Regions from separate parts of the Mus musculus genome. Here all the other regions are linked to region 1. A link is a loop called in an ENCODE intact Hi-C map of the cell type or tissue named here. Cell type or tissue: heart. All regions are shown on one strand. Each heading gives the region's core, and the rest is flanking DNA. Links, peaks and the distances in the headings are about the cores only. Region 1 holds the start of Septin2 (septin 2). Region 2 holds the start of Dtymk (deoxythymidylate kinase). Region 3 holds the start of Capn10 (calpain 10).

The links. Peaks named below come from ENCODE experiments on the same cell type or tissue, not always from the same donor. Only the 100,000 strongest peaks of a DNase experiment are listed, where the experiment ranks them.
Region 2: a loop joins it to region 1, with 21 times the contacts of the local background. A loop is called at or near these places in 3 of 42 quality-filtered maps.
Region 3: a loop joins it to region 1, with 2.5 times the contacts of the local background. A loop is called at or near these places in 5 of 42 quality-filtered maps.

Annotation. Positions count from the first base shown.
Region 1 is chr1:93,472,861-93,482,717 of GRCm38, forward strand. It overlaps Septin2 (septin 2), which reads left to right and starts at 6,133. Exons shown (of 13, transcript NM_010891.2): 1 at 6,133-6,208. It also overlaps a transcript of Hdlbp not described here. In heart, for the core only: a CTCF peak has its summit at 5,676; DNase peaks (open chromatin) are centred at 5,571 and 6,141; H3K4me3 peaks cover 3,825 bases; H3K27ac peaks cover 3,081 bases.
Region 2 is chr1:93,799,775-93,809,631 of GRCm38, forward strand. Dtymk (deoxythymidylate kinase) reads right to left here and starts at 2,160. Exons shown (of 5, transcript NM_001105667.1): 1 at 1,924-2,160; 2 at 1,028-1,136. The coding sequence starts at 2,053. Ing5 (inhibitor of growth family, member 5) reads left to right here and starts at 4,191. Exons shown (of 8, transcript NM_025454.2): 1 at 4,191-4,265; 2 at 6,274-6,345. The coding sequence starts at 4,229. Gm22089 (a small nuclear RNA gene) reads right to left here and starts at 8,897; the gene lies at 8,796-8,897. In heart, for the core only: a CTCF peak has its summit at 2,145 (motif pointing left); DNase peaks (open chromatin) are centred at 2,167, 4,117 and 5,617; H3K4me3 peaks cover 5,089 bases; H3K27ac peaks cover 4,757 bases.
Region 3 is chr1:92,930,341-92,940,197 of GRCm38, forward strand. It overlaps Capn10 (calpain 10), which reads left to right and starts at 4,068. Exons shown (of 12, transcript NM_011796.2): 1 at 4,068-4,674; 2 at 7,605-7,736; 3 at 8,983-9,179. The coding sequence starts at 4,534. 9430060I03Rik (RIKEN cDNA 9430060I03 gene) reads right to left here. Exons shown (of 2, transcript NR_015525.1): 2 at 3,186-4,763. In heart, for the core only: CTCF peaks have their summits at 4,428 and 5,823 (motif pointing left); DNase peaks (open chromatin) are centred at 4,021, 4,331 and 5,461; H3K4me3 peaks cover 2,026 bases; H3K27ac peaks cover 1,580 bases; H3K27me3 peaks cover 395 bases.

The DNA.
Region 1 (9,857 bases), core at 888-8,887:
CCTGTCTCAAAAAACCAAAAAAAAAAGAACTGGGGGGGAGAATGTGGAATTGGATTTTAGAGACAAGAAAACTGAAAACGTTAAACTACATTTATACTATTTGATCTAGTTGTAAATCGTACTAGGCAGTAAAATATAAACATTAAATAAATACTGAACTAATCAAATTATGGATAAACCCAGTCTAAGCAGCTACCAATCTTTCTTCATAAAAATGCCAGAATGGGGGGGGGGGGTACGTGTGCCTAGAAACTTCTCTTACTCTCAGGTAATACAATATATGAATTATGGGTGGTTAATTATAAGTCAGACAGCTCTTCCAAATTAGAAAATGAAGAAACTTTACTAAGTCCTTTAATCAAAGTGAGTTCCAGGACAGCCAGGGCTACACAGAGAAACCCTGTCTCGAAAAACCAAAAAAACAAAAACAAAAACAAAACTTGAGCAAATCTTTCCACTTATCTTAGAAACAGTATCACTATCACTTAGCAACTGAGAAATCAGAGGTATGACAGGTTTCTTCCAGAGCTTGTTATAGCTTAACCGACAAGGCAAAAGCTTGCCAATGACCATTGATAAAGGGAAGAATGCACACTCAAGGGGCCATCACAAATATAGAAGTCAAAAATTTATGCTCTCACATTTTGGTTGCTGGACATAATTTAACCAAGCTGGAAGTAATCTGAAAACTTCCTGCTGACTAGCTTTCACACTACTAGGTGTTACGCAGGCTACTAGGGTGAGGGGCATGCATCCAACCCTGAATGCTATAATATCAACCTGCCAGGGAAGATACATGCATGAGTCCTTCACTGGCAAATAGGTTATGTAGGCAACCAATTGCTCGTGGATGCACTGAGGTCTGTTCCACAGGAAAAATTCAGTCCTGATAAAGTAAATGTGGTCACGAGCCGACGATCATAGGCTCTAGGGAAGAACTTACTACTATTGCTTTGCTAAGCTAACTACTAATGCTAGGAGGCAGAGGCAAGCAGATCTGAGTCTGAGGTCAGCCTGGTCTACAGTGTAAGTACCAGGACCACCAAGGTCACACAAAAAATCCTGTCTTGAAAAACCAAATAAAACCAAGAAAACAATGTTTTGTCAAACTGTCTTTTTAAGCATTTGTTTATACTCATAGATTAGTGCCAGAAGTTTTTTCTTGTGGTAGTAAGCAGTTAATGAAAAGACTCAGTACTAATCAAAGTTCTGAAATTGTCTATTGAGTGCTCAGCCCTAAACGGGACATCTATATCAGCCCTACTCCACCCACAATAGCCTAGGGAACATCACAAAAAGGGGCAGAAAGAATGTAAGAGCTGAAGAATGGGGAGAGATACTGGAAATGTTGTCTTCATGACATGACATGGCTGTTGCACCAACAAACCTGCTGCAGCTATGAGTACCTACACAAGTCAACTGAATAAGATCAGTCAACATTCTAGCAGGCCACACTAACTGGACTCTGAATTATTAACAAACAAACAAACAAACAAACAAACAAGAGGAAAGGATTCAAAGCAGGGAGGGGGAGTGCCTAGATAGAGAAGGGTGGAGCTGAAGATATATATGATGATCAAGATGAATGATTTACATGAATGAAATTGTCAAGGAATAAATAAAAAGTGTTCTACTTAAATTATCAAGGGGGAGTTAGATGGTTTAGTGGTTTAAGAATGCAGACTGTTCTTTCAGAGGACCCAGGTTCTGTTCCCAGCACCCAATGGTGGCTCACAACTGCCTATAAGTTCAGCATTAGGGATCTAATGTCTTCTTCTGGCTTCTGTGGGCACTATACATGTGTGGTGCACAGACATAAATGCAACCAGTCCACCCACACATATAAAACTTAACATACACACACACAGAGAACATCAATGGGCTATTTAAGCTATGAGTGCATGCTGCCTTTGTACTCACATTGGGTACAAACACCTCTAGAGGAATCCAATGCTGTTGGATCATTCCCTGGACACCTGGACTCACTAGAACATGGCCTCTCACCATATACATAATTAAAAATAATGTAACATCTTAAAAAAAACAAAAAAAAACAAGTTACTACCTATGGAAGAATTACTCTACAATCATCTAACATAGACTTTATAAGAAGAAAATGTTTTTAGGTTTTTCATATATGCTATAGATTTAACATCCACATGTATGTAGGCATATGTGTTTGTGCACATTTATATGTTCACATTTATTTATGGAGAGTAATCAGAGTGATTTTCTTGGTGTGTGTGTCAGTGACTCTTGAGCACTAAGATTACAGAAGTGTCTCACCATGTCTTATTCGTATTTTATTTTCTACTTAATTACTGGTACATATAAGAAATCTAAAGCTGGGTATAGTGGCACATGACTTTAGTCCCAGCACTCAGGAAATAGAAGCAGGCCAACCTAGTTTACACTGAGATTTCCAAGACAGCCAAGGGTACACAGAGACACTGTCTCAAAAAAAAAAAAAAAAAAAGAAAAAAGAAAAAAAGTACAAAACATAAATCTAAATTTGTAGATATTTACTTAAAATCTTGTTACCAACAGCTTTGACTAATTTCTCAATTAAGTAATTACATAACATGTAAAGAATAACCATTTTGCCTCTACCTATGCTTAAATATGAGATTGTTTTGTTTGCCAAAGCATTATTTATAACTTTTTTTAAAGACCATCTTATCAAAACTCAACATGTAGCTGAGAGTAACAAAGCTTGAACCTTTGATCCTCCTGCTCCAACTGCCCAAGTGCTGGAATTACAGCTTTTTATCCTGTGCTTACACATACATTTATACAAATGTACCCTGGGTGGAATGACTATGTGGAGATGACCTAAGTCAGCAAAGGCACCCATAGATCAGTGACACCAAAAGACAGAGATTTAGAAGGCCGATAATCACTGTTTGTCAGCCCACTTGGAGTTTCTCAATACAATAGAAATGGTTCCAAACATTTGCTAAATTTGCTATCTGTAAGCTGATCAGTGTGAGCCACAGAAAGGAGATCCAACTGCAGTCTATTATGAATCATGCAACAGGCTATCACTAAAAAGCACAAGAGCCATGAAGAAAGAGAGAGATATAGGAACCAAGCCAACAGAGACCAGACCATGCCAGTGCCATAGCACCTTCGCTGTCTCAAAGAACCTGGGACAAGAACTAAGTGTGGCCACGACTCATCAAGAGTGTTGCATCTCTTTCTGTTCATCAGAGCTAACAGAGCTTCTAGAATCAAGTTAAGTATTAGGAGGCATAGTTATACTCTGTAGCCCAGGCTGGCCTTGAATCTCTACATCTACCTGATTAGCCTCCCAAGTGTTGGAATTATAGACACATACCTTCTACCATTTCTGGTGTGTAGCTGTTTCTTTTCAAAGGTTGCTTTTTATTTTATGTGAGATTTGTCTAAATACATATATTGGCAATGAAGAATCTATCTTACAAAGTATCATAGGTCATCTCAATGGTCATAATCCTGTCCAACCTGTCAGACTGAGAAGGTACTGAATATACACCATTAAGACATCTTCATACAATCTCAGCTAAGCCCTCTACCATTCAAGAAGTTAACCATATGTTTGTCCAATTCTCAACCTTTTGCTGTATGCCATTGGCTATAATATTATACCTTCCCTTCCCTACTCTTTCTGTTTACAACACTCCTTCCTGCCAACTCTACCTGGAAATACTCTGTAATCATTCTTTAAACTCCAGTTTCAGGACCATTATATTTTTGGGGGAGGAGCGGGGAGACAGGGTATCCTGTAGGTCAAGCAGACCTTGAACTCACTATGTAGAAGAGCTGACACTGACCTCCTGATCTTTCAATACACAGTGCTGATTACTCCACAATACAAAGCGCTGGATTACTGATTTACAATCACATTCTTTATGAAGGATTTTCAACAAGTAATCATAGTCTACTTCCTATCTCTTTTACATATTTCCACTATGGGCTTTGCAGTAAGTAATCATAGTCTATTTTCTATTTCTTTTATATACTCTCATTATGGTACAAATTAGCCTGCAAAATAAGCTTTCTTTCGCAAGTGTTATCTTCTACAGGAAATCATAAAGAGCTAGAAAAAAGGGAAAAATGATGTTTTTCTATCTCTGCACCCCCAGAATCCCTAACATGTGTGGCACTCGGCTCTTTAATGTTAAAGAAATGAGGTTATTAGGCTGATATTAGACATTTAGAAGGTCAAAATAAAACTAAAAGAAATGTACTTGAAAGCCTATTTGGCCACTGAGAAGTGGGCCTGCCCACAAGAGAGAGAGGAAAAAAATAAGGATCTGCTTGTGTGTGTCCCTGTCTATTCTGACCTGTCTGCCTCTTTCGGGTATTCTCAAGATGAAGTAAGTGTCTAAGCAGTGCAGGCCTCTAACCAACGCTACCAACAAAGCTTGGGTGCCATTGGAAATTACTTAACTGGTTTTCAAAAATACTATTTCTGAGACTGGAAAAGATATGCTCCATTATCTCTAAGTTTAAAGATGTCATAATAGGTTAAGAGTTGTTTTGAATCCATAAGTAGTAATTCACTTAAAAACAAAACAAAAGCCCAAAGCCCCTTTTAGAGCTACATTAAATGACTGCTTTTAAGTATCCCCATAGCTAACATAATTAACAAATTTAGCCTATGGGTACTTTAAATCTTCAAAACGTAAGCTTAAGCAATAGGTTTCACCCAGTGTTTTCCTATTCACACCCGATTCCATAATAGAAATTTAGCTTGTAGCTACTACTAGCTTCAAACAAAATTTTGTGACTGGTTTAACTGGGCTTCAGAAAGTTACTAAGAAAGTGGCTCTTTAAATGGACACCAACAAATATGTGAAGTCATTGTTTGAGAGCTTAAGGTGACTAGCAAAACCCAAAGCTGAAGGGCGAGCCAAGTTGTAAGTGAAGATTATAACCCTCCAATTTTCCCCATGCTTTATCCTTGTCTGTAAAGATAATAAAACCCAAGACAGTCTCCTTTGGTTCAGTTATATCGTATGCAAACACATGCCCAGTCGACCCTCCAATCTTCTAATTCAGACAGGATATGCAGTGTAGCCTCGAGCACTGGGATACTTTACTCAAAGTAATAACGCACAAAAAAACCACTCCCTCACAACAAGGCATGTGTCAGAACAGTTCGGAATACCGACACTGTGCATATCACCCACTAGGGTTGCGCGATTGCTGTTTCTTCTCTGGGGAGGTACTCTAGGGTGTTTTCCTATAGAAAGGCCTTGGTGAAAGGCCTAAGGTAGGAGTTTACGATCGCTGACCAGCCAGGGGACCTCCTGCGATTGAAGGGAAGGACAACCCGAGCCAGGCCGCAGCCCAGTACTGCACCTTCCCAGCCAGCTTCAAGCCGGTCGCAGAGAGCAGGGCATGCCGCAGATCTCTCCGCCCGCCCCAGTCTGAAAGAGGGTAGGGGGCCGTGCCGGCTCCGCCCTCCCCCGCGGGGCATGGGCTCACGACCACACAGGAAGGCCACGTCCCCAGGGACAGGCACCACTCTATGGTGTGCATGGGGGGGGGGAGACCCACGTGACCAGCACGTAGCCAATCCCGGGACGACAGCCCGCCATAGAGACGGCCGCAGAGGCGGCTAGAGATGCCCGCCGGCAAGTCACAAGCGCCCGCCTATCCCGGCTCGGTGTTCCTAGCTCGGTGCTGCCGCCATCTTCCAGGAGGAAAGGATAGAGGCAAAGGGCTCCCTCCCCTTCACTGCTCCGCACTCACGCTGCCACCTGCCCGCCCCCGGTCGTCTCTCGCTCTCAATGGACACCTTATTCCTCCTTAGTAAATATCCTTCCCACAACTCTAGTTTCCCATAAAGCGGAGAATCTCGTTACCTGCTCCTCTTTTATTAGCGTGAGGAATCCAAGCTCATAAGGTAGGAACTGTGGCGAAACAGGAACAAGACGCCATCTTGGTAAAGGAGAAGAGGCTACGCTTGACCTCCCCCCGCCCCCAGCCTCTATATGGCCAACCGCCGTGGGAGGGGCACAGCGCCTGCGCAGAGGCGGACGGCAGGATCGCGTCCACGCTTGCGCTCTGCATGCAACCGCGGAGGAGGGGACTACTCGGGGCCCAGGAAGGAGTTGGCAAGGGGCGGGACGGCGCGATGACGCCATCTGTTCGCGCGCGCTCTACTGGGCGGGGCAGGTCCGTGCTCTCGCCTGACGAGCGTTCTCCGGCGTGTGAGCGGGTAAGTGTGTGGCAATGTGTACCCACTGTCGCGCGGGCTCGAGTTGAGCTGGCTGTCCTGAGAAAGGGCTAGAGTTCTGCCCTCGCCCGGGCCGCCTAGGCGGTGATAACGGGTACGGAAGTGAGCGCGTGGGGGAGGGGCGGCCGCACCCTTAGTCCGGGGCTCCAGCGATGGATGCCTGGCTGGCGTCGTCCCTTCGAGGACAACTGGACGGGCGGCCCCCATCTGGGTGATCCTGCTGGCCAGGTCCAGGGCATTGGGGCGGGCGTGGCTGGGCCCAGTGAAGTTATGGCGCACAGTCCAAATACTATGTGGTGGAGAGTCGGGCGTTAGGTTCACATCTACGAAGCACTTGCGGGGCCATCTTCCCACGTAACGGTGCCATTTCGTCCTAGGGATGAAAAGGACTAGTCACCCTGGGATGTTAATGAAGTTCCCCAATTTAAGGCAGTGACAGGAGCGTTATGGAGTGGTTTGTCTGCTGTGGCCTTCCCCGAGGTAGTGCGACGCTAGACAAAGGGCTGCAGCCCTGTAAGTGACACGGGAAAGGGAGCATGGAGTGGAGGCCTTTGACTGAGAAGCCATGAAGTCTAACTCTGAAGCGGACCGCAGGCCCAGACCACGCCTGGCCCTTTTGTATCTTCCGGCCTCATTTGTTAGTGGCGCCTTGCCTTGTCCTGTACTACGTTTCCAGACTTTCAACACATAGAACTTCTAGTTCAGACCGTTGTGGTCTCTATGGCTGGTTTTAACCCAGTTTACTCCTCGTGTCTGGAGCGCAGTTAATCTCGAACATTCTCTGTCTAATGTTTATCTGTTGTGTAGTTCCTGTTCGCTGCTTGTTATTAGTTAGGACTCTCACTGGATTCGATATCCTTTAGACGGTTTAAGTGTTTCTCTGGCGTCAAATATTGGGGTCCCTACTGTCTATCAAGGGATTTAAGTTTTAGGTTTTCAACCGGGCGTGGTGGCGCACGCCTTTAATCCCAGCACTTGGGAGGCAGAGGCAGATGGATTTCTGAGTTCGAGGCCAGACTGGTCTACAAAGTGAGTTCCAGGACAGCCAGGGCTATACAGAGAAACCCTGTCTAGAAAAAAAACTTAGGTTTTTTGTTTTTTTTTTTTTTTCCTTAGTAGTGAAAATTGTTTTAGTATCTTAGATACATTTTTAAAATCCGTCTTGTTAACATAAGGAAAAACAGGAGTTTTGAAGAGGTCATAAAGGCTGTTTCTTCATGATGCTTCTAATTTGAGACTCCTTATTTTCAATGGCTTTTCTGGTAGTTGCCATTCAGGAATTCTTTGCAATACCCAGCATTCAAACTGTCAGTGTGTGCTGCTATATCTAATTTTGGGGATGATTTTTTTAGTTTTAAAAGTTGTCCTGATCCTTTTTTATCATTTTTCCACCTAGTGTCCCCCCCCCCCCCCCCTTTACAGAGCACCAGAGGTCAGTAAAGAACAAGAGCTTCTCCTTCTGGGTTTGCTGGGTAGCCTAGGGAAAGGAGGTGGGGCCTCCCTCTATTATCAATCGTGAATGTAATTAAGCTCCCTTTGTTTGTGGCTTGCTGCTCCAAGCTCCATTAAGAGTGTTGTCTTGCATAATGTGCTTGTACAGTCTTCAAATCTAAGAAATCTAAATGGCAAGAGAGTCTAGGCTCTTTGGATAAAAGCTCTTCAGGATCCTACACTGAGGAGTCTTTGGGGATTAGGGGTAATGTATACAAATGTAAAAATTTGTGTACATGAATGATGGGTCCTTTGAGTATTCCATTATTATAAATGCCACTTGCAAAAATGGGTCTTGTTCACCTAGTCATCTTTTGACTCATAATTGGGTGATAGTGTTACTCTCTGATATAAAGAAGCCGTGGGTCAAGTGTAAGGAACTTAATAACTTCTGACATCTGAAATATGCAATGTGAAAGAATAAAATTCTAGTTTGACTATATATCTTTGATATGGGGGATCTAACTGATCTTCGATCTGTACCTAGCAGTATGTTAATGGACAAGGTTTTCTCACTAAAAACCAAGTGCTTTAGAAATTCAGTATTCATCTTTCAGTTAACATTTGACATTACTAGGGATGTGTAGTTAGTTCACTTGGTCAAGTGCTTGCCCTGAATGCAAGATTTCTGGTTCCTTATTACATGTCCCGCCCCACCCCCCAAACAACAAAAACTAAAACCCCTTTTTGTTATGTTTAATACATTGTTAGAAAATCATTGAGACTAGAATACAAGTTATGTTTGGGTATAGGGTAACATTCATAGCCTAGCAATCTCTGTATTGAAGAATCATTGTATGTATTCTCCAATCTGTGCTTGTGTTGTGCATCAGGATGCTTATTATTTATTTATTTATTATTTTATTTATATGAGTACACTGTTTTCATACACACCAGAAGAGGGCATCGGATCCCATTACAGATGGTTGTGAGCCACCATGTGGTTGCTGGGAATTGAACTCAAGAATCTCTGGAAGAACAGTCAGTGCTCTTAACAGCTCAGCCATCTCTCCAACCCTCAGTACTTATTGAAAGAAAGGAAACTGATATTGGAAACTACTCTTCTTTCGTCTGAACTGACCTAGGACCTCAAAATGGCTGTGGACTTGGGTCAGTAAGCTAAGGAGATACAGAGATGTAGAAAGATACCCATGACATTTCCTGTACATGGTGGCTAGAAATAAATGACATAATAGTAGTGAAGGCAAGTCTCCACATTTTTACTCTCAAGTGTTTATCTTCCCATTATTTTATACAATACCTAAAGAAAGGAGACATACCATAGGGATTCCAGTTTAGAATCGAATTAATTATACCAATTTGGGAGAAACAAAATGACTTGATAATTTTAGGGCTTGTTTTTTTTTAATTCTGTATCTGTTCATAGCCAAGTATAGTGTTGTATCCCTGTAATCTCAGCATTTGAGAGACTGAAATAAGGTAGCCAGTTTAAGTTGAGTTTTTATTATAAAGACTCTTAAAACCAAACAAGACAAAAAACCTAAAATGTGTTCCTGTGCATTTTAGTGTTTTGAGACATGGTTTCTTTGTTGCCTATACTAGTCCAGAACTCATAATAATCCAAGTTGGCTCACATTTGTAATCCTTGTACCTCAGCCTCCAGTGCTGTGTTACCACACCCGGTTTGCTTTTTATTTTATTCTTACTATTTCCCCCTATTTCCATTCCTAAATGGGATAGGAAAAACTTTGAATACTGGCATTCAACTCATATGTAGTACACTTATCTAGCATACATGAAATCAGGAGCTTACTCTTCTAAGTATCAGACACAGACAGTACACACAATCACAATTCAGAAAGAAACTTTCAGTTTTGAGACATGGTCTCCCTGTGTAGTCCAAGTGGCCTCCAGTTTGCAATCCTCCTGTCTTTTGAGTGTTAAGATTACAATGGTGCCCCACAACAGCCAGCTAGAAAGAAACTTTTGACTTGCTATCTATCTTTTGTAGCACCTTACCAAATAAATCATTATATTCTAAAGTTTTTTTTTTTTTTTGCTCTAGCCCAGTTTGGAACATCTCTCCTAATGATCTTATGACAATCTATCAGATAGAGATAGAAGGCTTATATTCCTCTTAGCCTCTTTTACTGTTGGGCTTTTTTTTTTAAGATTTATT
Region 2 (9,857 bases), core at 1-8,000, 330 kb after region 1:
ATATAACAGGAAGACTGGGGTTTGGATTTCTAGTACCCCAGAACCCAGATATAAGCCAGCAGGAAGAAAGACATTTAGGGAGACAGACAGGACCCAGAAGCACAAAGGCCAGTGTATCCCAAAATTATCTCAGCTAGGCATGAGGCCAGCCTGGTCTATAAGGCAAGTTCCAGGATAGTCAGGGCTGTTATGTAGGGAAACCTAGTATCAAAAAAAAAACAAAACCAAAAACCAAACCAAACCAAAAAAAAAAAAAAAAAACTTTTAATAAAACAAAACAAGCCGGGTGTGGTGGTGCACGCCTTTAATCCCAGGCAGAGGCAGGCAGATTTCTGAGTTCAAAGTCAGCCTGGTCTACAAAGTGAGTTCTAGGACAGCCAGGGCTATACAGAGAAACCCTGTCTCGAAAAAACAAAAACAAACAAAACAAAACAAACCTTGCCTCAGCAGTTAAAAGCACTTACTGCTCTTGCCAAGGACCCAGGTTTGGTTCCCAGAACTCACATGACAGCTTACAACTCTCAGTAACTCTAGTTACAGGAGTTGTCTTCCTTGGGCAGCAGGTATGCATGAGGTGCACATACAGGTAGCCATTTATATTACACAAAAACGAATACATATTTTTTATGAGGCCAGCCTGGTCTATAAGGCAAGTTCCAGGATAGTCAGGACTGTTATGTAGGGAAACCTAGTATCAAAAAAACAAAACCAAAAACCAAATCAAAAAAAAAACCTTTTAATAAAACAAAACAAGCCGGATGTGGTTAAATACGATGGTCAAATACGACGATGTTTTATCTCAAATACGGCGATTTTTTATCTCAAATACGACGATTTTTTATCTCAAATACGTCGATTTTTTTATCTCAAATACGGCGTCGAATGGTAGGGTAGAGGAAACCTCCCAAGCTGGCCTCTGGTCTCGACGTGCGGGTGTTTGCACACATGCCACACACAGGTGCTCGCACCCTTGCCACACACAAAAGTGTGCATGTTACAACCGGGGAGCAACGACGCAGGTCTTTACACTTGTTCCCAGCGGTTTGCAGAGAAGAGCAGGTGCACGGAGTGATCCTCTAGTTCCGTTTTCTTTTCCAAGTAGGAATTCAGAAGCTTGCCGATTTCCGTTGATCTTTCTAGAAAGACAAAGATACACTCGACTGAAGTCAGACTCTTCACCTGAAGTCTACAGGGGTTTGCACTTAAGTTCTCTCCTTGCACCTACACCTAACTTTCAACCTCCAGACAGCTTTGGACCATCTCTGAAGCCAAAGAAGTCTCCCCGAGAAAAGGAAGTAATGTACGTGCAAGTCTTGATTTCAAAAGTACTTGTAAGACTTTTGACTGGTTGGTTTGAAAATTAAAATATCCTGCAAAGTGGTTGTTCCAATTCCCAACCTACTTAATTTGTAGGATCAGGGGTTGGTGTCCAGTGTACAGGGCGCAAGGCCAAAAGTCAACCTTATGTTCCCTTTTCAGTACTTTTCCACCTTGTGTTTTCAGAGAGGAGCTTCTACCTGAAGCTCAGTTTTGGCTGAACTGGCTGGCTCACAAGTCCCAGGAACGAGTCCGTCTCACCTCTCCAGCGGTTGGATAAGCAACCGTACTAGGTTTTTTTTTTTTTTAACCTGGGAAACTAAACCCAGGCTCTCATTTCAGCCTGTATTTTATTAACTAAGCCATCTCCACCAGCCGGGCCCTCCCAAATCAATGACCAATGAAGAAAATGTCTTCCAGGCTTGTCTGCTGGCCAATCTGGTGGGGCCAGTTTTCTCAATTGAGGTAGCTTGAGTCAAACTGACATAGACTAGCCAGCACACGCATGCACAATAATAAATAAATAGATGTTCTAAAAGCTTTTAAAGATACTAAGACTACAACCCAAAGAGAGAGTGAGGGAATTCTCCAGGCCCACCCGCGCACCGGGGAAACGCAGCAGCTCCGCTCTGTGGCCCGAGGCGCACAGCGCGGTCACCAGCTTGAGGCCCTGCGTGGTCTTGCCAGCACGGTCCACACCCTCCAGCACGATGAGCGCTCCCCGACGCGACGCCATCGCCCGCACAGCACCGGTCAACTTGCCAGGTTCCCGCCAATGTTAGATGCAGCAGAAGCCCGGCGTGCACGGAAGCCCTGCCCTCTTCCGGTTGGAAAACGAATTCTGTGGCCTGCGGGGAACAGCTTCCGGACGTGACGTAATCTAGGCCCGGGAGTCTGCAGTTTAGCGAGCGCCAACTCGCGGAACTTCCGTTCGCCGCTCCCGAAGAGCACCAATCTTAAGGACTGTGGTTGCGCAGGCTCTGGTCACGTGGAAGTTCGAGACCTGTAACGGAATCAAATTTTTATGCCCCTAAGCGCGCTACTGAAGGGTTCTAAAAGTTTCTTATCACACACACACCTGCGCGCGTACAGGAGCCATGTGATGATCAGGCTCTGAAAGGAGTTAAGGATAGGAACATCGACCCCCAAGATGTACTTTCTGCAGCATTTTCGAACCGCTCAGGAATTTTCCTTGTCGTTTTAGTGTAAGTTGGTGGAAGGAAATGGGTTTATTTGCAGCGTGGGCAGAATTGAAACCACCCCCCCCCCTTTTAAATTCCTTTCCCCCTAGCAGTGTTTTTACAGACAAAATAAAGTCAGGGAAAATACATGAGCAGGAGGCGGGCAAATCTCTGTGAGTCTGAGGCCACTTACATAGTTTCAGGCCAGCCAGGGATACATTGTGAGACCCAGGCTCAAAAACCCAAACAACAGTACTCTAGAGGAAGAGAAAAAAGGATCCGCAGTCAAAGGCTGGGCTGGGTTATGTTTTGCCTAATGAACAAAGATTCCATACCCAGCACAGAATAAATTGGATATAGTGAGTGACATAGCCTATAAACCCAACATTTGGGAGGTAGATCAAGGTTTATGCAAACATTTGAACTAACACCCAAAGAAGTGACACAGATGCCAGACACATATGTAAAAATGTGCAACACAAACATATTGTTAGGAATCATGAATTAAGATAATTTCACCTCTTCGAGAATAGCCCAAATCTACAATTCTAACCCTTCATCATGCTGGTGAGGACGTGGAGCGAAGGAGACTGTCAGTGCAGAGGAGAAGGCAAAAACGGTGTGGAAGATAGCTTGGCTGTTTCTCAAGAAAGCACTCTACTTTTAACATGAAGTCAATATTTACCCAAATGGGTTGGAAACTATGTCTGCACACAAATGATTGTATCAGCTCTAGCCACATTTGCCTAAATATGGAAGCAGCTAAGATGTCCTCCAACACGCAAACTGATAAACTGGTAATTACACAGTGAAATAATTTTGAAGTAAAAAGTGAATTATCAGTTACTTACTAGGACATGGAGGAACCTGAACTGTATAATGATAAATGCAGCCAGTCTGAAAAGACTGTGTACTGTAAAATGCAACTACATGGCATGTTAGCAAAGCAATACTACAGAGACTCTAAAACGTTTATTGGTTACAAGTATGCGTGTGTGTGTGTGCGCGCGCTATTGTAATAGACCAAAAGAATTAAAGGCAGTGAAAAATATTCTTCAGGATGCTATAAGGGGGATACTTAATACTTCTCAGAAATATTAGAGCCCACCAAGAGTGGACTCTGGTAAACCCTGGATTTTAGTTATATTGTTTCATTAACTGTAACAGAGTTGCCGTAGGAATGTAAAATGTATTTTTGCAGGCATCGAGGGGTGCGTGGCTTCTTCACGAAGTGCGAGTCAAAGCAACCGAGGTCCAGCGTGGGCACGCCCCCCTCGGGACCAGACAGCCACAAAGAGCATGGAAGTTAACCGATGCCTGTGAGGGGGTCTCCTTCCGGGAGGCCCCGTCAGCCAGGAGAAACCACAGGCAGCGGGTGTCTGAACAACGCGGGAAGAGCGGCAGGTGTCGGCTGGCAGGTTTGGCGCCAGCACACGTGCAAGCGGAGTCCCCTGCCAGGGCTTGGAATCCGGCTGGGCCAGAGACAGAGCTTCCACATTGCAAACTGCGAACCGAGCACATCGCCCATCCGCGTTCCCTCAGGGCAAGCCCCACAGCGCCGCCTGGCGACCACAGCCGGCCGGAAGCCTAGGGGTGGCCCCTGAGTTGCCCCGCCCACTTTCCGGCCAATCGGAGCACGCGGCTCATGAATAGTGAGCGCGCGGCGCCGCCCCGCCCCGAGTCCGCGGCACCGCCCGCTCGCGCAGACCCCGAGCGTGGCCGAGGCGAAGATGGCGACTGCCATGTACTTGGAGCACTATCTGGACAGTAAGCACTCTGGCCGAGCCGCCGCCCGCGCGGGTTCGCGCCGCCGCCGCCGCCCCCGGCCCACCGCGATCCGTGCGAGGCTCCGGGATGCGGAGGAGGATGGGGACTGATCATGGGGACTGTGGGGGCTCACGGCGGGTCTGGGGCGGGGCCGCAGATGGAGGGCGTGGGGCGCGGCGCGGGGTCCCGCCGCCTCCGCCGCGCCAATTCCAGGTGCGTCACGGAGGGGTGTGGCCTGGGGCTCAGCCCGCCTTCTCCGCTTCGGCCACACCCCCGACGCTGACCACGCCTCTGTTCCCGCCTCTCTACTTCGGTCTAGGTTGCGGGGAGGCCCGCCCCTTCTTCACCTGCGGCTTGTGGTGCTCAAATCCCTCTGTAGAGCCAAAGCCACTGTGTTTGCTTGTGGAGCTGTAGGAAGGAACTCTAGGCTAGTGGGGTGCCTTTTTCGAGGGAACTCGTGCTATCACGAGCCAGCCCGGTAAGGGAGGATGCTCTGTATAACGGGTTGACCTTTGACATCCCAGAAATTGGCAACTCCGTTTATTTATAGACCGTGAGATTGGCTCCCAGCAAGAACTCGGAGGAGGATTATTTCCCACTCTATAGTGGAAGAATTGAGACCCTTTGGAGGGAGGTAGATCAAGCCAGTGGGGCGCCCATTTTCTCCTTGGGCCTGGGCAGTGGGACTCCAAGGTGAACTATCTTTATTCTGATGTCCATCCAGTGGGCATTCTGAGGAGGGTTCAAGGAGAGTTCATTTCACTGCTGACATTGTGTGATGGCCCCTTTCTGCTCTCTCCACCTGCCCTGTGCCACCCATGCGTTGGCAAGAGCCCTATTTCTCTACAACTCACTGATTAGTTGGGGTACACACACACACACACACGCACATATATATACATATATATATATAGCTCCCAAGATTAAGGCATGGGGTAAATATAGATCCAGAAACTGCTGATAAAGGTCTCTCTATCTGAGAGTAGAGAGGGCGACTGGAGGGTAGAAGGTTAAGTAGCTGACAGGGTCGCTGGAGTCAAGCTGTAGATAGGAATGTCTTGGTGAGCTCAGGAAGTTATAGGCTTAGAACAGCAAGTTTTATAAAATTTAGCCCTAAATTGCTGGCCTTGTTGGCTGTGGAGATATTTGAGTGCAGAAAGACCCAGAGAGGCAGCTGGAGCCTGCTGTAAACTTAAGGACTGAGGTGTATCTGTACTAGGGGATGCAGTGTGGGGCAGAAAAGCCACATGGGTTGGTTTGCCAGCCAGCTCACTTGAACCGCAGGGACTGGTGAGCTGCACAGTGGGACCTGCTCGGTGCTAATGGCTGCCTTTCCAGTGCTCATAGCAGTGTGTGACTAGAGACTGGTATGTTGGGCCTTGCCGAGAGAACAGTGTCTTGAGACCACATGGTCTGCAGCTCCTGGCATTGTAGGAATCTGGACAAAGTTGGAGAGATCAAGGAGGACTAAGGTTCTGGCTTGAGTTTGGGAGGATGAAGTTCACTGTGTGTGACATAGAGGCGAGGGAGGGTGTGGTTCAGGGGAGGAGTCTGAGCTGTCTTCCCGGCCTGTGTCTGCTGGGGGCCAGGTTTCTGCATCCTCCAGCTTTTGGCACTTCTGAAACTGTCAGCCTGTTGTGCTCACTGTTTGGTACCTTCCAGCCCCTACAAAGTCTTAATCATTTGGTCCCCAAACTAGGACAGAAATAGATGAAGCCTGCTGTTGTAGGCTTTGGTGTAAGGCCCTGTATATTTTATGTATATGGGTGTTTTACATGTGTGTCTGTGTACCACATGTATGCAATGCTCTCCAAGGACAGAAAGAGGGCATTGGATCCCTCAAACTAGAGTTACAGATGGCTGTGAGCTTTTTTGTGGGTGAGAGTTGAACTTGAGATTACTGGTAGAGCAGTAAGTGCTCTTAACAGCTGAGCCATCTCTCTCTCCCATCCATGGAGGCAGGTTTTTGTCTTATTGAGAAGTATAGCAACTTTCTTGTCTCTTTCAGGCATTGAGAACCTTCCCTGTGAACTTCAGAGGAACTTCCAGCTGATGCGAGAGCTAGACCAGAGAACAGAAGGTGGGTATAGCCTGGGCTGGGTTTTCACCAGAGAGAGACAGGAGCGGGCGTGGGGTGTCACAGGGCCCTGAAGGGACCTTGTATATTGGAGGGTTAACATTGCACAGTGTCTTGGAAGGAGTGCTGGTCCTTTTTTTGTTTTTTGTTTGTTTTGTTCTTGCTATGTACTGGCTGTGTAGGCCAGGCCAGGCCCAAACTCGGATCCACTTGCCTCTACCTCTGGAATGCTGGAATTAAAGGTGTCCACTATCATGCCTAATTTTTGTGTTTGTTTGTTTTGAGACAGGGTCTTACTCTGTAGCCCAGGCTGGCCTTGAACTCTCAGTGCACCTTCCATAGCCTTCCACGTATTTGGGAAGGAGGAGCAATGCTGATACTTTTAATTCAGGGTTAGTTTCTTGTAGGGTCAGCCTTGGGTTCAGACCTCATCTTCCACCTTATTTGAAAGGCAGTCTCTTGTCATCTTCACTGCTGTATATACCAGGCTAGCTGGGATTTTCCAGTTTCTGCCGCCCATCTCCAGTAAGTGCACTGGAATCGCAGAAGCACGTCCTACCACACTTGGCTTTTAAGTGCGGTCCTTGAGGTCCTAGAGGACTCAGGCTTGTGTCCGTATGCTCTCATTGCCTCTGAGCCATCTCCCTAGCCTATCTCTTGTAGCCCTGGCTGGCCTGAAACTCGCTCTGTAGCCCAGGCTGGCCTCGGACTCAGAGATGCACCAGCCTCTGCCTCCCAAGTGCTGGGATTTCATGTGTCCACCACTGCTCTGCTCTCCCGTTCCCACATAGGTTCCTGTCTTACCTCTTCAACTGTTGTCCTTTGCAGTCAGCATCTTTGTTGTTCTTTTCTATTTCTGCACTGTTTATAAGTTGATTGTTCCTTATCCCAAATGCTTTGGGCCAGAAGTATTTTGGGTTTTTATGTTTTTCAATTTTGGACTGTGTAGGGACCTATCTTGGGAGTGCAACTCAAGTGTAAACAAATGAAAATGTGTGTCTGGAAGGCAGTTTTGTCACCTTGCTATTGATTGTGTGTGTGTGAAATCATGCTTATGCTAAAGTGCATGTTAACGGCCTTCACCTGAGGTCAGGTGTGGGCTCTCCCGTCATGGCATCGTGTCAGTGTTCAGACAGTTTCAGGGGAGGTGGAGAGATGTCCCAGCAGTCAGGAGAAGTGTTCTCTCAGAGGGTCCGGTACCAGGAATCACATGCTTTTCACATCCAACTGTCGTTCCAGGTCCTTCACCAGCTACCAGGCTTGCACACAGTGTATCTGCATATATGCAGGCGAAACATGTACATAAAATGAAAATATTTTCATATTTTCATTGGTGGATTAGGAATATTCCACCAATGTTTAGAAAGTTAGTAATGTTTTGTCTTTTGATATTTTCATACTTAGGAACATTTCTTAATTATTTTTTAAAATTTATTTTATTGGTTTTTCTTTTTTTTTTCTTCTTTTTTTTTTTTTTTCTTCTTTTTTTTGGTTTTTCAAGACAGGGTTTCTCTGTGTAGCCCTGGCTGTCCTGGAACTCACTTTATAGACCAGGCTGGCCTCGAACTCAGAAATCCGCCTGCCTCTGCCTCCCGAGTGCTGGGATCAAAGACGTGCGCCACCACGCCCAGCCAGCTCACTTTTTTTTAAAGTTAACTTATTTGTGTGTGTTTGTATACTCATACGCATGTGTTTCTGTCAGAGTGTACATATGTGCAGATCAGAGGATAACTTTGGGAATCTGTTCTTTCTAGGGATTGAAACTTGGGTCATCGGGCTTGATGGCAAATACCTTCAACCACTGAGCCATTTTCACTGTCTGTCCCTCCACCCCTTCAAATGGGGTCTCCTAGCCTGGGTTGGTCTTGAACTTGCTGTGTAGGCATGGCCTAATCCTACCTCCTCTATCTCTCAGGTACTGGGAGTGTAGAAAGTGCTGTCCTGCCAGGCTTTCAACTCCCTACTTCTAAGCAACATGCTCTTGTTGCTCACCCTTCCTTCCCTTGTTCCTTCCTTCCTTCCTTCATTCCTTCATTCCTTCCTTTCTGTCTTTGGTGGATCTCACTGTGAAGACCAGGCTAGCCTGGAACTCACCAGAGATGCACTTGTCTCTGCCTCCTGAGTGCTGAGATTAAAGGTGCGCACCACCAACCACACTAGGCTTCTTTTTCTTCCAATTTTATTTGATGATTTTGTGTACATGTGTCTGTATGTGTACCTGTGCTCCCAACAGTCTCTGTGAGGTTTAGAGGACAGTTTGTTGAAGGTGTTTATTTTCTTTCCCTCATGTGTCCTGGGAATTGAACTCAGGTTGTCAGGTTTGGTGGCAAGCTCCTTTACTTGCCTGTCACCCAGCACTGGATGCTGGATCCTCTTGTTGCTTTTTCTTATTTTCAGACAGCTCCAGACTGGTGTTGTTATGACAGTGAAGATGTCTTCTGGTTTGTTTTGTTTTGAAGTATGAACGCTTCATGAATTTGTTGTCCTTGTGCAGGGGCCACTCCAATCTTCTCTGAATCATTGCAGTTTTAGTACATGTGCTGCCGAGTGAACACGAAGATGTTCTGGACCGCTAGCACTTTCCCTGTCTCCGGGGTGTGGTCTACTATAGTCCCTGGTGAAGAGGGTGTGTTTGCAGGGCAGGCCTGTGTTGTGCTTACATGACTTATTGTGTTTTGAGACAGTTTTACTTTGTGTAGCTCTGGCTGTCCTGGAACTCACTCTGGAGACCAAACTGGCCTTGAACTCACAGATACTCTCCTCTCTGCCTCCTGGCGCTGTTGTGCACCTCTAAGCCTGGCTCTTACAGGATTTTTCTGAGTAACTGTTTTCCTTGGAGTTACTGATAACTTTGTTTTCTTTGCTTCCCACTTTCTGCCCTTTGCTTTCAGCCACCGCCCAACCCCTAGACTGTCAGAGTGAGGTCCCACTGGAGGGTCCCCATTTCCCAGGCTGTTGATTAATGTGTGTTTGCCCACCTTTCTTTGCTGCTCTTGAAAATCTCTGTTTACATTCTCTTTGGAGAACCCTGTTCCTTGGATCCTGAAGTCCTCCCTTTTGATTTGCTCCGTTTGTTTTGACAGGGACTTAGAAGGACAGGTAAATTTGCCATAGAGGTGAACTTCCGGTGACAGCACTCATGTGAAGAGTAGTTGTTGCAGCCTTCATTTGAGTGCTGTTTGTCTGGGTGTGGAACTCCAGAGAACTCCATACATGCACACATTAAAAACTAATGAGAATGGGGCAGAGCTTTAATGCCAACACTCGGGAAGCAGAGGCAGGCAAGTCTCTGAGAGTTTAGGCCAGACTGGTCTAACCAGAGTGCTCTAGGACAGCCAGGATTGCATAGTGAGACCTTGTCTCAAAAAGCCAACCAAACTAAAACAAACAAAAAAACTAATAAAAAATCTTTATAAAAATGAGAAAAGAAATGTTCTCTTTTCTTTTGAGATTTATTTATTTATTCATTTGTTTTTTCAAGACAGGGTTTCTCTGTGTAGCCGTGGCTGTCCTAG
Region 3 (9,857 bases), core at 583-8,582, 540 kb before region 1:
ACCACGTGATTACAAGCTGACTTCAGCAGTTGGAAGTGCTCCAACTGCACATGTTGGCACTTGGAGACTTGGATGGAATACCTACCTTGTATTTTCTGCACACCACACCAGGAAGGTCTTGGCCAATTTCAGGCTGCACTGTGTGAGCATGCCCAAGTGCCTTTTCATCTACAACTCCATTTTAGTACCCATGAGACAGTTTTGAGGATTGAGAAATGTGATACAAAGCATGTGACTGGCCCTGGGCTCTGTGAGTGGGCAGTGAAGTTGTTAGGAAACAGGTCAAGGCATATTGTACCTTGTTTGAGACCTAGTCTCTTACTGGGATATGAGGCTTGGTGCTTTAGATTAGGCTGGGTTAGCATAAAGCATGGGTCCTAATCCATGTCTCTCCAGCACAGAGATTATTATAAGAGCATTGTGGTAGTTTGAATAAAAATAGCCCCTATAGGCCCATAAAGGAGTGGCACACTATTAGGCCTTGTTGGTGTAGGTGTGGCCTCATTGGAGAAAGTATGTAACTAGGGGTGAGCTTTGAGATTTCAGATGCTCAAACTAGGCCCAGTCTCTCATTCCCTTCATGCTGCCTGTGGATCCAGATGTAGAAATCTCTGGTACCTCTCCAGCACCATGTCTGTCTACATGCCTGTACTGGCTGGTTTTGTGTGTCAACTTGACACAGCTGAAGTTATCACAGAGAAAGGAGCTTCAGTTGGGGAAATGCCTCCATGAGATGCAGCTGTAAGGCATTTTCTTAATTAATGATTAAGGGGGAAAGGCCCCTTGTGGGCGGGATCATCTCTGGGCTGGTAGTCTTGGTTTTATAAGAGAGCAGGCTGAGCAAGCCAGGAGAAGCAAGCCAGTAAAGAACATCCCTCCATGGCCTATGCATCGGCTCCTGCTTCCTGACCTGCTTGAGTTCCAGTCCTGACTTTCTTTGGTGATGAACAGCAATGTGGAGGAGTAAGCTGAATAAACCCTTTTTTCCCCAAGTACTTCTTGGTCATGATGTTTGTGCAGGAATAGAAACCCTGACTAAGACAATGGCACTATGATTCCCACCATGATGATAACTGGGGCTAAACCTCTGAACTGTTAGCCAGCCCCAAATAAATGTTTTTCTTTTATGAGAGTTGTTGTGGTCATAGTGTCTCTTCACAGCAATGGAAACCCAACTAAGACAAATGTGTCATCATGTCCAGGTTTATATGTGGATGCTAGGAATGGAATTTAGGTTCGCACACTTCGGCAACAAGCACTTTAACCACTGAAGCCATCTACACCAACTACTGTCTCACTATCTAGAACTGGGGCACACCCTCCTTTCTGGACTTACGACCTCAGAGCTAGGAAGAGGTCGGAATCCCTAGATGACTTTAGCGGAAAACAAAGAACTGAAAGCAGTGTTATTTAAGAGTATAGACGCTGTGTGGCGATCCCGAGCAAGCATGGCAGTATAGACGCTGTGTGGTGATCCCGAAAGCAGTGTTATTTAAGAGTATAGACGCTGTGTGGCGATCCCGAGCAAGCATGGCAGTCTACCAAAGACTACACTCTTGGCTGTATCCATTGTCTTCTCTGGCAGGCGTTACCTGCCCCTTCACTGAGGACACCTTAGTTCTCTCCGCTCTAAGGCTGAGTTTGCCTCTTATTCTCCATCACTACCTCCAGCATAGCCTGGTAACCCAAAAGCTGACCCTGTTTTCATCTCTGTATCTCCATGAGAATGTGTGACTGTCAAGAGAAATGCTCACTTGTGGGTGTACAGGGCTTCAGAAGAGGATCTCCCGAGGGGAGCATGCCCTTGAAAAAACCAGGGCAGGCAGAAAGAAGGGTTCAGAAAGGAAGCAGCAAGGAGGGTTCAGGTTTCAAAGGGCTCCAAGACATCCATGGGCATGCAGGTGCTCTGATTCAGTCTTCCCACTGCGAGTTGGTGTGATGGGGGGATCAATGTAGGGAAGGATTCTCACATGGTCCTGTGACATGAGCTGGCAGCTTCTGGGTTCCTTGCGTAAAGAACCTCTGGCTGATAAGGTTTTGTTGTTATTTTGAGACAGGTTCTTGCTGTGTGGCCCAGGCTGGCCCCACAATCCTCTCAACTCTTGTCTCCTGGGTATTGGGATTATAGGTGTTCCACCACAGCCAGTTTGGGCTCAGACTTTAAATGCCTCATTTGTGAGCACTTGTGCCAAGAGCCAGCTGGCTTCATACTCCTTTTCATCTGTCCACCTAGACTACTGCTGTTTCTTCTTGGCACTTTAGTATCAAAGATCAGAAATGTTGATGGGTCGGGAGGGAAAAGAAAGCCCTTTCCAAACTGGCTTCAAGAGCAAGGCTACTGTCTTAGTCAGGGTTTTTATTCTTGCACAAAACATCATGACCAAGAAGCAAGTTGGGGAGGAAAGGGTTTATTCGGCTTACACTTCCACATTGCTGTTCATCACCAAAGGAAGTCAGGACTGGAACTCAAGCAGGTCAGGAAGCAGGAGCTGATGCAGAGGCCATGGAGGGATGTCACTTACTGGCTTGTCTTCCCCCATTCTGCAGGCCTAGGCTGTCTAGTCAGCACCGGCTGCCTTCCTGTCTGTGCTGGCTAGTTTTATGTCAACTGGACACAGTCATCAGAGAGTGAAAAAAAAATGCCTCCATAAGATCCAGCTGCAAGGCATTTTCCTAATTGGTGATCAATGGGGGAGGGCCAGCCCATTGTAAGTGGCACCATCTCTGGTCCTGGTTCTATAAGAAAGCAGGAAAGGAGCCAGGAAATAGCGCCCCTCCTTATGGAAAGCGCCATAGGTGAGCAGAATAAACCCTTTCCTCCCCAAGTTGCTTTGGTCATGATGTTTCGTCACAGCAACGGTAACACTAAGCAGCTTTTCCTTCCAGATTCTGGAGGTCAGGCTCTGCCCGTGGCCCAGCCCTGGATATGGATGCGGCCTTCAGGAGCCGTTCTCCTGAGCTAACCACTCATATGAGACTTCTGGGGGTGAACCAGTTTGCATAACTCTTGAGTCGCGGATAACTTGTCACAATTACTCAAGACTTCCTGGAAAACCGAGTCCAGGCTCTTAATGATTCAACTATAGTGCAGCTTTCAGCCCACCAGTCAGTCCCCTGAGTCGAAATTAAGTACTAAATGAAAAAGCATCCCAAAGAGATGTTGGGCTATGTGGCTACTCCTTTTTTTTTTTTTTTTTTTTTTTTAAATAACCTCAATAAAGAGTTAAGTGTCTTGCACCTCAAATCATGGCGCTGAAGCCTAGTGGAGCCAAGGTAACTGTGTCATGCCACAGCAGTAATTGCTGCTGATGCAGGAGCAGCCCAGCCTCTCACTGGGAGAAGGAGCAACTGTCTAGACTCTGAAGCAGCAGGTTATGGGTAAAAGCTTGGCCTGGTTGTTCCTCTTTAGGCAACGGGTACTTGATCTACTTAACTGCACAAACCGCATTTCCTCTGACTACCTTTTATCCAAGACTGAGAAAAAGGGGCCCAGAGGAGGGAAAAAATATCAGAGCAGCCCTAATAGGTGGCAAACTGCAGTCTACAAGGTGTGAAGCCTCGTCGTCTCCCTTCCTGTCTATGAAGCTTCTAGTCTTGATGAAATACATTTGGAGAAGACACAGAGAACAGTCCTTGGCTGATTTGTGTCCTTCCTGGGACCTGGAAGAGTAGGCACCAGAAGGAGAGTGTCCTGTCCCTGACCTCCTCATGGCATCGAATAATCGTGGAGCCGCAAGTCCACGTCCTGGTCACCATCCAGTCTACAAAACCATAGCCAGGCCATTTAAGGCTTCAAGGAATGCTCCAGCCGCATTCCCTGGCCGCTTAGGATCCAGAGCGTCTGAAGCCCAATCGTTTTGAGACAAATGCCCGACCCCGGCAAGTTTCAACCCCAGTGACACCTCTGCCTCCCCAGAACAACGCAACCACCACCGCGACGGAAGGATAACAACGCGATTCGCTGAGCCACTTCCTCACTGGCTCTTTCAGAAGACAGGGAGGAACCACCGCTTTGCCAAGTTCCTGCCTCACACCGGAAGGAGCGAAGCACGCTGGGAAGTAGACAACGCCTGTGATCAGCGACGTATGCTGGGAACGGCGCTGCATGCTGGGATAGCATTGACAAAGCGATCTAAACCAAAGTGACTTTTCAGCTTCCTGTGGTCACTGAGACTTCGATTTCAAGTGGCTACAGCTGCGTTGTCCCGAGCACTAAAGCATACGGACATCAGGCTAGCACTGCCCAGTTAGAAACGCGGGGACCACGCCCTCGTGCGAGAGCAGAACCTACCAGTCCTGCACGGTTCTGCGCTGCAGCTCGTGCGTGATTAGGCAGCTCTGTCATATGACGCAAGCACGGCTCCTGGTTGGCTCCAGCCGGGTTACCTAGACAACGGAGCTTGCGGCGCTAGGCTGCTCTGCACCAGTAGGTCTCCCGGGCTAAGCAAACACGGTTTGCAGTGAAGGCCGCGCACTCGCTCCCGGGCGGCGACCGAGTCCACGGGCCGCAGATGGGAGCCCAGGGCGCCGAAGATGCGGGCGGTCCGGGCCGAGACGCCGGCGCGGGAGCTCTTCCGGGACGCGGCATTCCCCGCCTCGGACTCCTCGCTCTTTTACAACTTGTCCACGCCTCTGGCCCAGTTTCGGGAGGACATCACTTGGAGACGACCCCAGGTGCAGCAGGGTCTCTTGCCTGGGCGGGTGTTGTGGATATGTTTCTCACGGAGATGGACCCCGGGGTTAGCAGGACCTCGCCTTCAAGCCTATTCAGAAAAGGTGATAGCCAGCCCTGAGAATTCAAATGAGGAGGACAGAAGCAATCGAAAGGCTTGTCTTTTAGATGTTATCTTGGGGTTTCTACTAAAATACACTCCTACCCAAAGTCAGGTAGTAGGGAGCTGTTTTGATATTAAGGGATTAGAAGCAGTATTTCCAGCACCATCCCACCACCTAAGTTTTGTCGGGTGTAATTCAGCGCAATCTTTCTTGGCTTTGCACTTTGCTCTACATTTCTTCTAGTAGCTTTAGGGTATGAACACCAAAAGGTAGCACAGAACACGGGGAGCGTTGTGCTTAACAACTGGGAAAACCTAAGGAGCTGCTTTTCAGGGCTCCCTTAAATGGCACAGGCAGGTGGAACTATGTATTGTTATTTTAGCGTCCATGCATGCAACTCACAACAGTGTTACCCCTCATAGCCAGAAAGGGCTGTGGTAGGAGGGCTTTGGTTTTTTTGGTTTTTTTGGTTGGTTTTTTTTTTTTTTTTTTTTTTTTTTTTTTGCCTTGTTGCAGCTTAAATGGATGGATTGTTCAAGCCTAGTGTTTTTGTTGGTGTTTTTTAGACGTGGCTTATCAGCAGAAAGACTACTGGGGGACAGCCTGTCCCACATGCATGTAGTGCTAACAGTGACAGCTGGCAGGGTTCCAGGCCTTGTGCTGCCTGCTTGGCACAGTGGTGTTGATAAGCATCCTGGCTTTCTTGAGCAACACTGAGAGGCAAGGGAAAGAAAGAGCCCTGTTGGCCATGCCCTTGGAGTTTAGGTTTTGTTTTTACTTTAAACAGGGGGTTTCAGAAGATGTGCCTAGTCCTACAGTGACTTGATGTGCAGGGGTGGGTAGTGATTGTGTGTGTGTTGGGGAGGTGTGGCACCCAGAGTGGGGCTTCCCCTTCTCAGAAGAGGAATGTTGAGTAGGGAGAGGACTTTCGTGAGGGGTACTGGGAGGGGAGGAAGGGCTGATATTAGGTTATAAAGTGAATAAAAATATTTTTTTTTTAAAAAAAATGGATTTCATATAGTGGCTCATGTCCCGTCTGAGGGGAATCCAGTGCTCTCTTCTGGCCTCTGAAGGCACTACAGGCACATGGACACTAGACACAGATTCAAGCAAAACACTCACACACACTATACAAATAGGTGAAATGTTTTAGGTGTCAGGAGAGACTCAATTAAGGAGTGAGTTTGTTGGAACTGCTCTTTGGTGACTAGGACACAGTATAGTGTCTTTTTGTTCTTTTCAACACTTACTATTCTATTGTAGCCATGTGAGTGTATCTATTTGTAATTGTAGCAACCGTGGGAAACAAGACAGAAGAACAATGGGGAAGCAGCTCACTCCTGGGAGGGAGATGATGAACAGGGCAAGATGGGGGCTGCCCTTTCAGTGGTGCTAGAAGTCAATGTTGACTTTCAGGTTAGCCTGACAGCTGGGTGGGTGGGCTTTGCAGTAGACAGCGTTGTGAATGCTTTAGAAGGGTCCGCTGTTTGAAGTAGAAGCCAGAGCAGGGATGAGAGTGATTTCCTGGGCTATTGAAATGGCCCTGCTGCTTGCTGAGCAGAAGGTAAATTATTTACTAACAAGGGTAATGACCTAAGTGTGGACCCTGGGACCCACATGGTGGAAAGAGAAAACTCATTGCAGTAAGTTGGCCTCTGCCCTCCATATTCGCCCTGTGTCACAGGCAAACACATATGATGTATATAGATAGATTGGAAAAAAAAAAAAAAGAATGAGTTCTTGCTTCCTGGCCAGAGTGATAGATGGGTGGTGGTCCTAAGCAGCGCCTGGCTTTCCTCCCTTGTCCAGGTGGAGTTGTTGGATAGATGGGTCAGAAGCTCAGGAAGAGCACGATAGGTGGGAGAGTCGGTTACAGTCCAGCTTGGAAGAGCCACTCAGGATCTGAAGGGAAGGAGTAGAAGAAGGGACTTGAGACTTAACCTTAAGCCTTAATGTGTAAATGTGCATGTGAGCACCCCGACAGGCAGTCAGCAACAGGTGAGATGCAGCGAGCAGTGACGGGAAAGGCCCGGAGGAGCCTTGGCATCATGGAGCTACAGGGGGCTTGCTTCCATGCCCTTGAGGGTGGGGGGGGGGTGACGGACAGCCATGAAAGTTACTGAAGGACAGGACATGCCTGTCGTATCTAACATCTCGAAGGTGAAATTGAGGGAAATTGAGGCAGTGTCAGGGATGATTGATTTGCTGAAAGTGAAGGGAGGGGCAGTAAGATTGGTCATTTCTCTGAGAAGCTGTCATTGAAGGGAGCCTAGGCAGGGAATACAGTGCTGCTAGCTATTAAAGATGGGAGATCTCTATCCCACTAGCGGGCTGGTGTGGTCTGCCTCCGGAATGGGATGCCTGAACATGTAGCAAAGAGAGGTAGCAGAAGGTGGGTGGGTGGCCAGTGGCTTTTATGAAGCAGAAGGACAGGTTGGTAGGTGAGGTGTCCAGGCAAGGGGAGTAAGAAGAGAGACAAGGCAGAAGGTATGTAGGATTGAACCTGCTAGACAAACAGTAGACTTTCTACAGTACAAAGGACCCATTTGATATTTGTCACCATAAATTTATAGAGTAGAGCTGATTTCTAAACTTATTTAAAAGGGTCCTCCAGAATTGAGGTCTTGCCATGGGAGAACTGTAGCAAAGGAAGTGCTGAAGGACAGGGTGACAGAAGGACAGGGTGACAGAGAAGTAACTTCTCCTTCCATTTGGGGCCAGGAGCTCAGAGAATGAGAAAGTGCCTCCAGAGCCTGTCCTGGGTTCATGTGTTCTTAGCTTGAAGAGTAGTTGTAGGCGTGAGCTAACTCTGAATGGCTTGATTTCAGGAAATCTGTGCCACACCTCAGCTGTTTCCAGATAACCCATGGGAGGGACAGGTGAAGCAAGGGCTGCTGGGAGATTGCTGGTTCCTGTGTGCCTGTGCCGCCCTTCAGAAGAGTCAACACCTCCTGGACCAGGTACAGAGCCCATCTTAGCCTTCTTCCCACTCAGTCACTTCTAGTGCACAGCACCGGACATTCTTCCAGAACCAGGGCCTGCTGCAGCACATTTTTGTCTGTGCAGCATGGGTGTTGGGAAAGATTAGGACACCAAGTGGGTCCTGTCCACCAGACCGGAGCCACCCACCCATGTGGGACATAAAACCAGGCCAACCTAGCAGGTAGAACAGGGTCAGCAGAGGCATCTTGTGTCTCTGGTTTGGATTTTTTTTTTTAACTTGATTGATTTCTTTCTATTTTTATTTTTTCATACGTAAGTTTTAAATACCAACAGAGAAAAGGTGACTGAAACGGTCTTCTGATATGCAGTGCTGCATGTTTTAGGTTGGCTCATTGCTCAGTGTTTTCAGCTAAGGCGACAGCACTCGGGGGTGGGGGTGGGGTCACCCATTTGTGACTCTGTCCTGTCCTGAGTCCTGGGCTAAGCTTGTCACTGTTGCTCCCTCCCTGTCCAGCCTTGTTGGCATCTAACTTCTCTGTAAAGGAAGGCACTAATGCTGTCGTCATCATAGCTCCTGTGTGTCTGAGTGTTGGAGCCAGTGCCACACCAAGTCTCCCTAGTCCAGAGCCTTCCCTTGTCTACTGACAGAAGCTAGCAATGGGTGTAGCTGGCCAGTGACTGGCCAGTTTGGGGCACTTGGCTTTGAGAAACAAGAAGAGCTATTAGGCCAGTGGGTTATGGAAGCCGGGTGTGGTGGTACATGCCTTTGGCGGATCTCTTAGTTCAAGGCCAGCCTGGTCTACAGAGTGAGTTCCAGAACAGCCCAAGCTACACTTAGAAACCCTATCTCCAAAATACAAACCAACCCCCCCCCCAAAAAAAATTGGGTTACTCCTGTCTGCCAAAGCTTTGGATTCAGGTCAAATGCTTATTTGGGGCAGTGAAACGTTGTTGGCTATAAGCTTTGGGGACATGAGTTATTTATATGAAAATCTGGACTTTGTGTTGGTGTGACATGGACATACAGATGTGACATCTAACAGAGCAGAGCCCTTTGCTCTTAGCAGGTGCTCATAGAGCTTCTGCCAAGACTGCATTGTTAGGACACTGAGTAATACAGGTGACAGTGGCTCTCCGGTGGCCCCTCTCTTGGGTGACCCCTCAAGTGTCTGCAGTGCTTCTGTGGAGGCTGCCCTGCTGGGATGCTGAGAAACACACTGATACTGATCCCATGCTATCTGTCTGTCCTCTCCTGTGTGTTAGGTCTTCCCTCCAGGACAGCCAGGCTGGTCTGACCAGAAATACCAAGGCTTCTTCACCTGTCGGATTTGGCAGTTTGGACACTGGGAGGAAGTGACCATAGATGATCGTCTGCCTTGTCTTGCCGGGAGACTCTGCTTTTCCCGGTGCCAGAGAGAGGATGTGTTCTGGCTTCCCTTACTGGAAAAGGCCTATGCTAAGTATGTATGATATAGAAGTGACGGGGTCAGCCAGGCTGGGTGGCTTCAGCACCAAGATGCCTCCATGAGGCCCATCTCACCTCTCCTGGGCTGCAGAGTCCTATGCGTTCCTCAGGGTCTGGCAGCCAGTCCTGTGGGTCCTGACATGACACTGGTTTTAGGACTATGGTATGCCCTCCCTGCCACTCTTTCCCTTCTCGTATTTCCCAGCACTTCACAGAAAGGTCCCCTCATTCCTCAGCCCCGGTGCAAAGATGCCCTCATATATGTTTCCAGACATTCAGCACAAGGAGTTTGTTGCCCTGTTGCAGGGGAGGGAGGAGCCTGGCGTGGAACAGCGCTTGCTTGTTCCAGCCCTGCTCTCAGCACTCCCTCTACCTGGAGTGTGCATCTTGCACAGGAGACTGGCAGCTTGCTGGGCAGGTGTCTGAGCAGAGGGACTCAGAAGGCTAGCAGAATGTCATCCTTGGGACTATGGGGTTTGAATTTAGGATGGAGCCTCTTTGCCCCTTTGCCTTGTGCTTCGCTGCCCACACTAGAGGAGGGATGAGTCTGAACCTGAGCAGAAAACAGCAGGGATATGGCAAATGCTGGCATTTATGGCTGGGTGAAGATGTGACACAAAGCAGAGAGGCCATGAGAGAGGCGATCTGGGTGCCGTGAGAGGGTGGTTGGGTA